Linked DNA regions of Homo sapiens: regions 2 and 3 are each linked to region 1. A link is an interaction called in ENCODE POLR2A ChIA-PET data of the cell type or tissue named here. Cell type or tissue: Panc1. All regions are shown on one strand. Each heading gives the region's core, and the rest is flanking DNA. Links, peaks and the distances in the headings are about the cores only.

Region 1 (4,754 bases), core at 1,200-3,699:
ATGACAAGACTGAAATACACTGAAGTCAGGGATATTTGCCTTGTAATGAGAAAATACTCAGAAGAGGACTGCCTACTGAAGTACATGATTCATAAGAAAAAATTAGGCCTGATAGAGTAAGAGGTTTGCTGTGTAGAGGCAAACCATATGTGCACAGTTGCTCTGCCTGATATTTGAAGCATGGAGGAAGGGGGACACGGATCCAGAAGACGTACAAACCCTTCTGCAATTCTAGTACAGATACTCTCAAAAGATTTAGAGGAAGCTATTCATATATCTTCTTGATCCCAAAATTCTGTATCTCATTTCTAATGTTTAAGGAAAAGTCTGTGGCAAATATTGTACAGAACACAGAATTAGACAGTTTCAAATACATTCAAAGGCAGACATCTTTGAAAAATATCCTGTATGGGATATTTTCAAGGCAGAGCTATAGGGAATGTGATAGTAGACTTCCAAAAAAAAAACCTGAGGGCCATAATTTCAACAGATTTCCTGATTTTTCTACCTCTGACAAGTAATTAATGGTGTGAGACCCTTTTGGGGAAGAGGGAAGGACAATCATCTCTCAAATTTTCCTAGCGACCTACGGCAATGTCTTAACCATCTCCAGTTCACAGACGAGCTTGGCTGCAGGTTCCCTATCTTACCTCATGAAGGACACATGAAGGATGGATGGGTGCATATTTGCTCTGTCCTTGAACTGACCAGGAAAACTTATAGCTGGCGGCCTCAGGACCAATCAAACTGAACTTAACCTTTACAGGTTTAGACTCATGACCAGTTGGTAGCAACCGCTGCATTTATAGAGCTCTGGGAAGATCACAAGGAGATACACAGTCTACCTTGTAGCTTCTATCCTCAGACCTCTTAGACCAGGTGCCGTTGGTTCTCTGAGCTCCAAGTAAATCTATTCATTCACATAGGTATTTTGTTAACTCTACGTTCACAGAATCTCTGGGATACAAGAGCTCTCAGGAGATTCTATGGTCCAACATACCTATATGAGGTGCCTGGCCAATGTCACACTCTGAGTGGCAGACTGGGTCTAGATCCTTCTTCTCTCAGTCTCATACCCTCCATAATGACAATGATAATCACCAAGATTTTCGTTGGCCAGAAAATGAATACACAAACACATCTTGGTATCAGGACTTTTAAAAAAAATACATCAAATGACACCTTTTAAATCAATGACAATGGTTTCTATTCTTGTCTCCAACTCGGAAGTTGCCCTTCAAGAAACATTAGGCTTGGTAATGAGGACTCCGAAAGCCAAGAGTCCTAGATTCTATTGCAGGAACCCCAGCATGACTTTCTGTGAAACTCCTAATAAATAATTCAGTATTGCCTTGAAGCCATTGAATAGCTGGAAATAATTTGGAACCTGGTGTCTCAAATCATTACCAAGTACACCCATACGAGAGTACTATTTCCCCTGAGAATTGTTAAAATTCCACCGAGCAAGTCCACAGTAAATTGGCATCTGGTCCCTGCCAGGTGACTCACATCAAAATTGTTATCTTTTAAAGGTCCATTTTCAGCCTGCCTTCACCAAGCCTGTCTAGTAGTTGCCTTCTGAAGGTCCAGTTCAAACCAACTAGGCCTCCTGATGGACAACAAAGAGAAAAACAGTGGTGAAAACAGAGCCACAAGCACCTAAAGGATCTATTACACTGTGTGTGGCATGTCCATTTGGCCAGTAGAGCCTTGGGAAGCAGGCCTTCATTTATATTCTGAGTTTTTGAACACACTGACGAAAAGGGAATGGCCATTTATGGGGCCTCCATAATGTACTAGGCACAAAGTATGCCATTTTCATATTTCAATATATCCTCCCAACATCCCTTAGAGAGTAAACCTTACTTCACAGATGTGGGGCAAGTGCGGCTCAGGTCATGGGGCCTGAGTAACGTCATTCAGCTAGAAAGCGGCAGAGGTAGAATTCAGATAATGTCGGTTTCCCAAAGATTATATTCTTTTCACATCATATACAAAATCTCCTAAGCAAGAACACTGAAATGTTTTAAGTAAGGAGCCCATGGAAAAGATTATTTCTCATATCGCTACCAGGTGAGGCTCCTCTTTCACTGAGCAACAGACCAGAGGCTGGGTGGAGTTAGTGCCCACAGGGCAGGCCAAACTCACAGCCCATTTGTCTAAAGATGGCATCAAAGGCTGTTCACCATGACCAGGTGAGGGCTGTTCAAATACCCTGGGCAGGCAAGGTTTCTTTAGACCAGGGGAGTAGAAAAAATTATTTATTGAAAGGCAACAGATTTTAATGATGTAGAAGAGCATGGACTCTGGAGCCAGGCTGCCTGGGTTTAAAATCCCATCTCCTGTTTTGCTCCAAACAGTCCAAGGAATGTGTGCACATGAGGGTGTCTGGATGTGGGGGCAGTGCAGATGGATGGGCAGGAGCAGCCAGTGAGGTTTGCTGAAGAATGGTGAACGGGGACCTGAGGCATGCTGCATCTATTTTTGTATATGTTTAAAATGTACCGTAACAAAAGCTTAAGAATAAACAAACCAGGGCTCCTCCACTCACTAGAGCTGTGTGACATGGACAGGTTTCCTGGCCTGCCTCAGCTTCTTCATGTGTAAGATTGAGTAATAATCATACCTACCTCATGAGGCTGTGTGAGAAATAAATATATGTAAAATATCAAGCTACTATTGTTTACACAGTAACTATGAGTAACTAAGCCCCAGGCGCTAGATTTGGCTTTACAAATACACTATTTCAACTTAACCCTCCCCACAATCCTATGAGGCAAGATAACCTCTAAGTGGACTCAGAGGGGTTCCAGCAGCAAAATCTGCACCAAAACCCAAGTTTGTTCTAAAAGCCTTATTTTCTACTAGGGCTCACCTTCCTGAAAGTGACTTTACCAGTTCTTTACAGACAGGGAAACTGAGGTTCAGTGGGGTTAAGTAATCCACAATTCTGAGTGGTAGACTGGGAACTAAATGCTGATCAGGTAATTGCAAGACATGCAGACTGGGGTCTTTCTGCTGGAGTGGACAGGCTGTCCTTGCTCCATCCTCACAGCATCTGCCCTGGGAAGGGGACTCATCAGCCGCACAGCAGCCCCTGTGAGGAGCAGGGATGGCCGCAGACGCCTTCCTCCACCCTCCAGCCCCTGAATGAGAAAGTCCTTGGGACAGTGGCCTGCAGTCTTTCTCAGACCAGCAAGCACTGAAGTTCATAACAGAACCAAATAAAGGGGAGGAAAACAGAAACCTCAGAGGAACTTGATGCTAGCAGCCTCTGAATTTGGCAAGTATTTTAGCAAATCTCTTACCAGGGCCATTGGCCCTTGAGTGAGCATGAGGAGACACGGAGTCTCTCTGAGACCAGCTCACAGAGCGGGGCCGCAGAGCTCTGTCAGCCTGCTGAGTCCAGGCTCTCCAGGCATCAGCCAGAGAAGTCCTTCCTTTCAATAGCTGCTTCGTCTTCCAGAGAGACTCACTCCAAGAGGCCCCAAATCTCCACTAACAGCCTCTGCCATCTGTGAGCGAGTCGCGCAGCCACGGGGATTAGGAAAAGCACTTCTCTCCCCACAGATCTCCATAATCAGCAATGACAGGAAAACAGACATCCTCAGAACAGTAACCATGAATCTGACTTCCAAAAAGAGGCTGCTCCATCAGGAACCAGGACCGCCTGAGCAGTGCTGTTAGAATAAAATGAGGCAACCATTCCAGCCAATTTGCATTGAAAACTCAGCTGGAATGCCAACAATTTGCATCCTTTCAGCTAAGAACAAAACCAAGCCTGACCTTTACTTCCAGGATCACTCTGTATTGCTGTTTGCACAAACATACCGAGTTGAAGTAGGAAAAACTAACTGGTGTAAAAAGCACCTGTCGTCACAGTCTAATTAGAACTCTCACTTTCTAAAGCAAGCCAATTAATATACCCTTTCTGTCCCTCTCCATCTTAAAATTATCGGTCAAAAAGCATAATTTTACTCAGAAATGATGAGCAGAGGGAGTGCTGGGGAAGGTGGAGAGAGCCACAGGAGAAAGGGAAGGGGAGGGAAGAGGGGCAGACCCGTGGGCAGGGGGAGACCCACAGACAGCACCTCCTTGCAAAACATGATAAGCATCCAGTTTAAGGCTATTATCTCCTTTATTCAAAAAATAAATATTTCACTTTGATTCAACATATTTCAAATCACATTAAGCACAGAGAAGAAATACAGTCCCTTTGGAGATTGTGAACACGTGTTGGAAAGAAGCATGATCCAAACAATGGGAATGAGGTGAGTGTGGATTCCAGCTGTTTCCTGACCCAGAGGTTCCATCCCTCTTCAGGTGGAGCTACTTATCGATTTTTAGGAGAGAAAAAGAAGCACACACACACACACACACACACACACACACACACACACATGCGCGCGCGCTTTGAAGTCTGAAAGGCACATGAAGTGGACCATAAGGTGTATGGCACATTCACTGATAAAACATCCCCTATTCCCTCCCAAGAAAGCGGAGATACTTTAATCAAGTCAAAGACCAGAGAAGACAGGGTGCTCCTGCTTACAGCTCAGCAACATGAACATCTCTGAATATGAAAGCCATTTTTTGTTTGCGTCCCCCTCCCGCGCCTCCTCTCCCTGCCGATGGGGTCCGCAGCCGGCTGCGGGGCTCACTCGGTGATGGTGGGGCGCGTGGCCACGTACACAAACACCACGATCAAGAGCACGACCACGGCCAGCGTGGGCAGCACCACTGTAGTGATCTGC
Region 2 (4,754 bases), core at 831-3,330, 1.1 Mb before region 1:
ATTTCTTGATTCAGTTTCCTGAAGTAAGATGTGCTTTTTGTTGGGGAATAGGAAACGGAGCATATTAAAGGCATCTGGGCCTCTGGTTACATTAGTACTTAGGGTTCTGTTCAACAAACCAGTGTTGTTTGCTTCCTGTGTGGTGGGTGCTGTACTGGATGCTGGGAATAGAGTGATGTACTTCCCATCAGGTTTCCTTAAGTAGAAGTTCAAAGTGTGAATGAGGGGGCAGACTCAGAAAAGTTCAGTTGAACTGTATTTTTCATGGGGGAAGTTTTCCTCTCTGATGACCATGGAGTCTAGACTCCTTGGGCTAAGGATCGGCAAAATTACTGTTACAGGAAGTCTTCTCAGCACAGGATAGTGAGTGGGAAATAAGGCAGAAACTTTATTTGTATTTCTCTGGAGCATTCTGGGAGTGATCCCAGTATTTCACCTTGAGAGAGTGTAACCTAACCTTCACATTCCCTTACGAGAGACTCGCTTACTTTACCGTGTTCACATGTCCACAGTGAGCCTAAAAATGTCTCCACTGCTTTGGAGCCTTTTGAGATGATGAAATAGAGACTCCTGAGGCATACAAAATACTATTAAAGCTTCTGCTAGTGTACTTCTGTGATCACTACAGAGAGGTTCTTTTGCTCCCATATTTCAGTTGACTGTGCTCTACAAAGTAGACACCCCAATCACACTGTGGGCTTCGCCACTCTGCTAGGTAGGACATTTGAACCTACTGCATCCAGAAAACCCCAAATGTATCATTTTCTTAATAAAGTTTCCTTTGAAATGACCAGCAGCCCAGTGATGTCTTTCTAGGAACTTACTGAGCAGGGTCACCAGCGGCCATCTGACTTGGTCCCTGCCCTAGTTACCAGAGCTGCTGTCCACAGGCTGCCTGTTCCACTTACTTAGCATATGCAATGTCTCTAAAGAACTGCATGTGAAATTAACTTCCTTTATAGACGCTTACTCCCTTTTTCAGCTTTTCATTTTTGCTGTCTATTAATGCCTGTAAAGTCCCTAAATTAAACTTGACTTTTTCTATCTGTAACTCCATGTTTTCTACGGGATACTTCAGCAAATGATAGCAGCAAGATATCTTACATTCCCAGGCAGAACCAGCATTTGCATGCTCAGGGTTTCACTTCAGGAGAGTCTCCTGTAAGGTGGAGCTGAAAAAAAAAAAAAAAGAAAAGCCTTGTGGGGTATGGAGAGAGCCTGAGCTCTAATCTAGAGTCTGCTAGACTCTATCAATGACTATTAAATTTAGACAGTTTCCACAGTTTCATGACTATGTGGGTTAAAAGGTAAAAACTTTTTCCTATTTTAGCCAGTAAAATTAATCAAGGAGAGGGGAGAAAGGAGGTATTCAACAAGAAAAAGTTAAGTCTATTTAGACTTAACTAATAAAGTCGAGATAGGAAAATGAGGTTTTATATTATCATTAACAAAAAGGTTATAATAATATGTGCCTTGCTAACCTTGGATATGAAAGGGTTTTATAAACCATACAATTTGTAATATTTTAATATGTTAAACTCCTGTAGGGATTTTTTTTTTTTTCAGTTTGCAGCCAATAACTAGAACTACATTAAAACCAGAGAGGAGATAACCAAAAAGATATGCTGGGGGCAGGGATGGGTTGTACTTTTTAAAATCAATGACATATGTTGACTATTTCATTAGAATTAAATTATGTCATATATGCTTCTAGGATCCTTAATTATTTCATTCTTGCTTGCAGGTAATTTTGAGAGAGTGATTGTGTGATGGGGAAAAGCATGGATTTTAGAGAAAGATTAAGGTCTGAGATCCTGCTTTACTACTTGCCGGCTGGGGAACATTGTTTGGGCAAATGTCTCAACTAAATAGATTAACTTCTCTGACCCTCAGTTTTCTAATATGTCATTGGGTAAAATAGTACCTATTACTTAGGATTATCATGAAGATTAAATACAACAAAGTGGAAAAATGACTGACACAGTGCCTACATCATTACATGCCTGCAAAGAAATTCATTTTCCATCTCCTCTCATCTTCACGTTCCCTGTAAAGGAAGAAAAGGAGAATGTCAAGGGCTTGCAGAGTATAAGACTGGATGGAAGAACTCATATTTGGGGGTTCTAAAAATCTGATCCTTTGGGTATGAATAGACTTAACTTTTTCTTGTTGAATACCTCCTTTCTCCCTTCTCCTTGATTGATTTTACTGGCTAAAATAGGAAAAAGTTTGTATCTTTTAACCCACATAGTCATGAAACTGTAGAAACTGTCCAAATTTAATAGTCATTGATGAAAGTAATTGGAAGTATCTCTTGTAATTTCTAAAGTTTTTCTTGCAAGTAATCACTCTTACCTCCCTTGTTCTGAATAGTTCTGGATATCACTCCAGTCATATAACTCCTTAGGGATTATTGTCTCTGCTTTGTAACTTGACACTTTGTTCATTCTCATGGCATTGCATTATTCATAAACCTTGATCAGTTTAAAAGTAAGCACAATAAAAGATGGTAATACCTTGAAGCATTTTAAAAAGATTATAATTATAAAAGTAATTATGTAACTATTGATGAACAATGTTCATTGAAGAAAAGTTAGAAAATGCAAATATGCCACCAAATCCCAAAACACAGTTAATCCTTTTTAAATATAAAAATTCATTTGCACATATAGGTGTTTATATAATAATAGAACTCATGCTATATATACTGTTTGATGACCTTTTTTCCTTAGCATTACATCTTACTGCATCTGAAAATGCACATCTTTTATGTCTCTATTTTTAATGACTGCATAATATTTTATTTTATGAATACACCATGAATTATTCAGTCCTCTATTGATAGGCATTTAGCATCTCTTCATTTTTTTTTTACTTTAAACTGTGCTATAACAGATAATTGTCTAAATGTTTCTATAGGATAATTACTGCAAAGGCAGTTCTAAGTCAAAGGTAAATGCACTTAAGGCTTCCAATATATCTCTAAATTGACCTTCAGAATGTAAGAAATCTTGTACCAATGAACAACGCTGTCAGTAGTATAAAAGTGTTATTTAAAACAAAGTGTCACTTGAAAACAATTCTTACAAGATTGGGCTAAATTCTAGTAATCTTAAGTTCCTTATTACCTAGTAGTGGCAAGGTTTCTAATTTTTTCTTATATTGCTGTTTTAGTAAAAAGATTTTGTGATAAAGTTTTAAAAAGCATGGCTTCCTAATAGTTATTTCCCACTCTCCCCCTTCTTCTAGGATGGTTAATTTATCTTTTCTCTCTCTCTTTCTTCCCTCCAGGATGGAAGTATGATGTGATGGATATAATTATGGGACACTGTGTGGGCACACGGCCTCCTGCTTGTTGCCTCATCCTCCTGCTTTTCAAGCTTTTGGCCACTGTCTCCCAGGGGCTGCCAGGGACTGGACCCCTGGGCTTCCACTTCACACATTCCATTTATAATGCTACCGTGTATGAGAACTCAGCAGCAAGGACCTACGTCAACAGCCAGAGTAGAATGGGCATCACCTTAATAGATCTATCCTGGGATATCAAATACAGAATAGTGTCCGGAGACGAGGAAGGCTTTTTCAAAGCAGAGGAAGTCATCATTGCAGATTTCTGTTTTCTCAGAATAAGAACTAAAGGTGGCAATTCTGCCATATTAAATAGGGAAATCCAGGATAATTATTTATTGATAGTAAAAGGTTCTGTCAGAGGAGAGGATTTGGAAGCATGGACCAAAGTGAATATACAGGTTTTAGATATGAATGATCTGAGACCTTTGTTTTCACCCACAACATACTCTGTTACCATAGCAGAAAGCACACCTCTAAGGACTAGTGTTGCCCAGGTGACTGCAACAGACGCAGATATTGGTTCCAATGGAGAATTCTACTACTACTTTAAAAATAAAGTTGATCTCTTTTCAGTTCACCCCACGAGTGGTGTCATCTCCTTAAGTGGTCGATTAAATTATGATGAAAAGAATAGGTATGATCTGGAAATTTTGGCTGTGGACCGGGGAATGAAACTGTATGGGAACAATGGAGTGAGCAGTACTGCAAAGCTTTATGTTCACATTGAGCGCATAAATGAACATGCCCCAACAATCCATGTAGTCACTCATGTTCCTTTCTCGTTGGAAAAAGAGCCAACATATGCAGTGGTGACAGTTGATGACTTAGATGATGGAGCGAATGGAGAGATCGAATCTGTTTCCATTGTGGCTGGGGATCCTTTAGATCAGTTCTTCCTGGCTAAGGAAGGAAAGTGGTTGAATGAGTACAAGATTAAGGAGAGGAAGCAGATTGACTGGGAGAGCTTTCCCTATGGCTACAATCTCACTCTTCAAGCAAAAGACAAGGGATCTCCTCAAAAATGTTCAGCATTAAAGGCAGTCTACATTGGCAACCCCACAAGAGACACTGTCCCCATTAGATTTGAAAAAGAAGTGTACGATGTGAGCATAAGTGAATTTTCCCCTCCTGGTGTCGTGGTTGCTATAGTAAAATTAAGTCCTGAACCGATAGATGTGGAATACAAATTATCTCCTGGTGAGGATGCAGTGTACTTTAAAATTAATCCTCGGTCGGGTCTGATTGTTACAGCACGGCCACTGAATACTGTTAAGAAGGAGGTTTATAAACTGGAGGTGACAAACAAGGAAGGAGATTTAAAAGCACAGGTCACCATCAGCATAGAAGATGCAAATGACCACACCCCAGAATTTCAGCAACCACTGTATGATGCTTATGTGAAT
Region 3 (4,754 bases), core at 836-3,335, 200 kb after region 1:
TTTATAACAAGCCAAAGTCAAAAATTTATAAAAAGTAAACAAAACTCTGTAAGTGCTTTGACAAGCATGAATTAATCAGTGGGCATGAACTATTTAGTTCTTTTTTTCTTTTGAGGCAGAGTCTTGCTCTGTCACCCAGGCTGGAGTGCAGTGGTGCAATCTTGGCTCACTGCAGCCTCTACCTCCTGGGTTCCAGCGATCCTCCCACCTCAGCCTCCTAGGTAGCTGGGATTATAGGCATCTGCCACCATGCCCCGCTAATTTTTCTGTTTTTAGTAGAGACGGGGTTTCACCATGTTGGCCAGGCTGGTCTCGAACTCCTGACCTCAGATGATCCACCCACCTCTGCCTCCCAAAGTGCTAGGATTACAGATGTGAGCCACTGCACCCAGCCTCGTTCCTTTTAGGAAAACAGGATATATTCCTTGTTTTTCCTCTCTGCCAGTTTTCAGAGTAAAGGGTTGGGGTAATAATCAATGCCATTGGTGGTAAATGGGTTTTTTTTTCCTTTCTCTTTTGTTACTATCACTGTTAACTTGTGGGGGTTTTTTACTCAATATTACATAGTCAATTATAGTCATTCTTTTTCTTCTCACTGATGTTCGTAATATCTGAAATTTGGTCAGCAGGAGACTTGAAGTTGTTTCTTGCGTCCCCGTGACTCCATGAGCATTTCCTTGCTCTGTGCCCCAGCAAATGACCTAGGCTTAATTTACTCTGTCCCGTATCTGGTATCTCCAAAGACCCCTGATTCTTTTTAGTGGAGAAGTGGTACTTATAAACTAAGATCTGGGTGATTATATTCTTGTTTCACTAAAAGGCATTATTTTAGAAAAATACATTACCCAAGCCAATAAAGGTGTTTGGGATAAGGCAGTGTTTCTGAATGTCTTGAGATGGTTGTGAATTTATGGCATAGAAGGGAGGGATAGGATTTTAGTTTGGGAAAAGCTAGGTTGTGGGGTATTTGGGGGCCAGGGAAATGCACCATATAAGAATATTGTGTCACATACACAGGATATAGATGCATCTGTATCACTGTTTCTCCAAGCAGATAAAAATATAAATGCTGAAAATCCTGGGGAAATAAACCTAGACTGTTTAGTCTTCTCAAACCAAGGTCTTTCCTTAATTTAAGAAAATATTATTTTTTGAGAGAGCTATTTACATGGTGAAGAGAATTGATACTTCTTGTGTACCTAAGATTTTATTTATGTCAGGTTTTTTTATTCATATCTAATTTAATCACATTAGCCCTGCATGTTAGATATTTCCATTTAACAAATGAAGAAAATTGAAGGTCAGAAGTTAAGTAACGTAACCAAAGTCCTTTAATAGGTAAGTGCGATAACCAGAGTTTATGTCAAGGTCTATTTCTATAAAGCTCATGATCTTTTTACTGTGACACTTAGCTTCCCGTGAATATACTTCAGAGTTCATGCTAACTGTTCAAGTTAACTACTTATATATTAAAGTCTAGGAATGTAAACAACCATAATCTTTTCATAGGTCTGTTAAAGAATGAAGTTTGTATTGAAAACCCTGAGATGCTATGAAGACTTCTCATGTATCTATACCAGATGCAAGAGAAAAATGAGCTTTGTTTTACTTCTTCCCTTGCTTATACCTTTTTTTTTTTTTGAGACGGGATCTCACTATGTTGCCCAGGCTAGAGTGCAGTGGCTCTTCACCAGCCCCATGATAGCTCACTGCAGCCTTGAACTCCCAGGCTAAAGCAATCCTCCTGCTTCCGCTTCCTGAGTAGCTGTGACTACAAGAATGTGCCACAGTGCCTGGCATTTTTTTTCTTCTTTTCCATTGCTGCATGAGCCAGTGTCAGGTACTCCAGAGTAGAAAGCTGGTTTTGTCCTGTACTTGGGTAGATAAGGCTAGAAATAGTTACTGTGGAGCAAAACTAAGGCTGGAAGATAGAACACAGGAAGTAAATTAAGTGATTTTAAATTATTAACAGATCATCCTAATTCTGCCAGGCTAAGGACTGATTTCACTAAAAACTTAGGTGCAATTCACTGGAAATCCTGTTATAATCAATAAGGATTCATAGTAATCAAAATCTCAAATCCCAATTTTGGGAGGATTCCAAATTCAATCTATACATAATTGCCTTTACTCTGGAAGTACTGGTACTTTAAAATGTGTAAACTGAATCCCATTTGTATATCAAATTACATCATTTTAGAGACTTGTTTTCTTCAGAGTTCTTCCTTGTCAAGAAGCCTATGGTTTATTTTTTCAAGGCATTGATTTAAAGTCTACTAAGATTCTTCGTAGAGTGAAGCATTCTAATGTGTACTACCATCTCTGAATTTTTGTTTTGTGACTTCAGTTTCTTACTGAACTTTAATATTAACTAGTTAAAGCTGAGTGTGGTGGCACCTGCCTTTGATCCTAGCTACTCAGGAGGCTGAGTTGGGAGGATTCCTTGAGCCCAGGAGTTCAAGACCAGCCTGGGCAACATAGCAAGACCCTGTCTCAAATATATATATGTATATGTGTATATGTATGCTAGTTAATGTTTTCATTAGTGGTCAGTTTAATCCTTTACCTAAATGATAAGACCCTGAATAAGGTCCTCTATTGTACATATCTGGATGTATATCCAGGTATTTGCCAATTAGTTATCTTCTGACTGGTCTAGGTAATTCTCAACTTTGGCTGTACATTTATCACCTGTGCAGCTTTTTTTTTATTTTTTATTTTTTGAGACAGAATCTTATTCTGTCGCCCAGGCTGGAGGGCAGTGGTGCAGTCTCGGCTCCCTGCAACCTCTGCCTCCTGGGTTCAAGCGATTCTCCTGCCTCAGCCTCCCAAGTAGCTGGGATTACAAGTGTGTGCCACCATGCCTGGCTAATTTTTGATTTTTAGTAGAGAAGGGGTTTCTCCATGTTGGTCAGGCTGGTCTCAAACTCCTGACATCAAGTGATCTGCCTGCCTTGGCCTCCCAAAGTGCTAGGATTACAGGTGTGAGCCACAACGCCTGGCCGCAGCTTTTTAACAATGCTAATACTGGGCTCTGTTCCATGGATTCTGATTTAATTCGTTTGGTGTGGGGCCAAGACACGAGAAGTTCTTAAAAACTACTCAGATAATTCTGCTCACATCAGACTGTACATTTTTACTTGGATTTTCTTAATCCCCCCTTCTTTTTTTTTTTTCTTTTTGAGACAGATTCTTGCTCTGTCGCCCAGGTTGGAGTGCAGTGGCACAATCTTGGCTCATTTTGCATCATTGCAACCTCCGACCCCTAGGTTCAAGCAGTTATCTTGCCTCAGCCTCCCTAGCAGCAGGGATTACAGGTGTGTGCTACCATGCCCATCTAATTTTTGTATTTTTAGTAGAAATGGAGTTTTACCATGTTGGCTAGGCTGGTCTCAAACTCCTGACCTCAAGTGATCCACCTGCCTTGGCCTCCCAAAGTGCTGAGATTACAGGCATGAGCCACCGCGCCCAGCCCCTTCTTGTCCTTTATATTGTTTCTGTTCACTTGAGTCCTCCTCATCATTCCACACTCATATATGTTATAGCTAAAACTTTGGTTAATTCTCAACCTATTCTTATTTAAACTTTTCTCCCTCCCAACCTGTGTTGCATTTGTGATGTCATTGAATTAGCCAGGCATGGTGGTACATGCTTGTAGTCCTAGCTATGGTAGGCCGAAGCGTAAGGATCGCTTGAGCTCAGGAGTTACAGTGCAGAGTACAATGCCACTGTACTCTGGCCTTGTCAACAGGCCTTAAAAAAATTAAAAGTGCTTTTTATACATTAATTGATTCTTACAGTAATTGTCACAATGATCATATGGTATAGCGATAGCTATAAACCCACTTTTCTTGAGAAAGCCGAGGGACAGAAAAGTTGAGGGACTTTGCTAAGTTTTCACTACTGGGATATAATACAGAAGACATCCAGCAGAAGTGTTAGCATTTCTTTGTGGATATTTTTTTCATCAAATTATCTGTAAAATGCATGGTTTATTATTTAATTTATGTGTAATCGTTAGAACTTCTAGTTAGAACTGTTACTGTGAGCTCCTTGAAGCCAGGGGCCATTATTTTATTTTACTTCTCGTTGTCGTTCACAGTGCCTTGTGTAATGTTTAACACATAGTAGGCACTTAATATTCTTTGTCAGTTTAGTTAATTAATTTAACATCAGTATGTGATAGGTTGTGATGGACTGAATCTGCCTTTACTACAAAATACAGGAAAGGGAAGGGGGAAGGTAGTTTACTTTCATTCTTCTGAGAGTTGTTTTGTTCTGGAGTAAGTGTAATTTAAATATATTGGCAAGTGTTTCAGGACCAAAATTCAAAATACGTCATTAAACATTGAGAAAATAAGACTAATGTGAACTACAGTAGAATTTTTGTGATTAGATATGGAAGAGGACATAGTAGTGCATGTTGTTGTCTTATAAATATAATGAAGTGCTTTTCATTTCATTTGATATGGCCTGTAAGCCCTTCTATATTCAGGAGATTTAAAGATGAAATTTCTCTATAAATAACTTAAAAATTGAGATGAATAAAACACATTTAGTTAGCGACACCTTGAAGATGATTTGAAATACTGATGAATCTGGTACTTTTATTAAAATTTGAAGTAATTTAACTCAAAAAATTTGATTTCATTATGAGCAGATATTTAGCATGTTTTGGATGCGGAGAACTCATTAAAATACAAAATTACTTTTTTTGCATTGGATTCAGCTTTAAGTGAAAATTAATGCTTTTA

Evidence for each region. Peaks named below come from ENCODE experiments on the same cell type or tissue, not always from the same donor. Only the 100,000 strongest peaks of a DNase experiment are listed, where the experiment ranks them.
Region 2: POLR2A ChIA-PET joins it to region 1 with 6 read pairs; 2 of 35 experiments call an interaction of 5 or more read pairs at or near these places.
Region 3: POLR2A ChIA-PET joins it to region 1 with 5 read pairs; 2 of 35 experiments call an interaction of 5 or more read pairs at or near these places.

What each region holds. Positions count from the first base shown.
Region 1 is chr11:93,474,353-93,479,106 of GRCh38, forward strand. It overlaps SMCO4 (single-pass membrane protein with coiled-coil domains 4), which reads right to left. Exons shown (of 3, transcript NM_020179.3): 3 at 4,120-4,754. The coding sequence ends at 4,658. Among named protein-coding and RNA genes, the nearest start is that of SMCO4, 67 kb to the right of the region's middle. In Panc1, for the core only: no CTCF peak of the experiment used is centred there; a DNase peak (open chromatin) is centred at 2,709.
Region 2 is chr11:92,348,805-92,353,558 of GRCh38, forward strand. It overlaps FAT3 (FAT atypical cadherin 3), which reads left to right. Exons shown (of 28, transcript NM_001367949.2): 2 at 3,292-4,754. The coding sequence starts at 3,309. Among named protein-coding and RNA genes, the nearest start is that of FAT3, 130 kb to the left of the region's middle. In Panc1, for the core only: no CTCF peak of the experiment used is centred there; no DNase peak of the experiment used is centred there.
Region 3 is chr11:93,670,789-93,675,542 of GRCh38, forward strand. All of the region lies in intron 5 of CEP295 (centrosomal protein 295), which reads left to right. Among named protein-coding and RNA genes, the nearest start is that of CEP295, 11 kb to the left of the region's middle. In Panc1, for the core only: no CTCF peak of the experiment used is centred there; no DNase peak of the experiment used is centred there.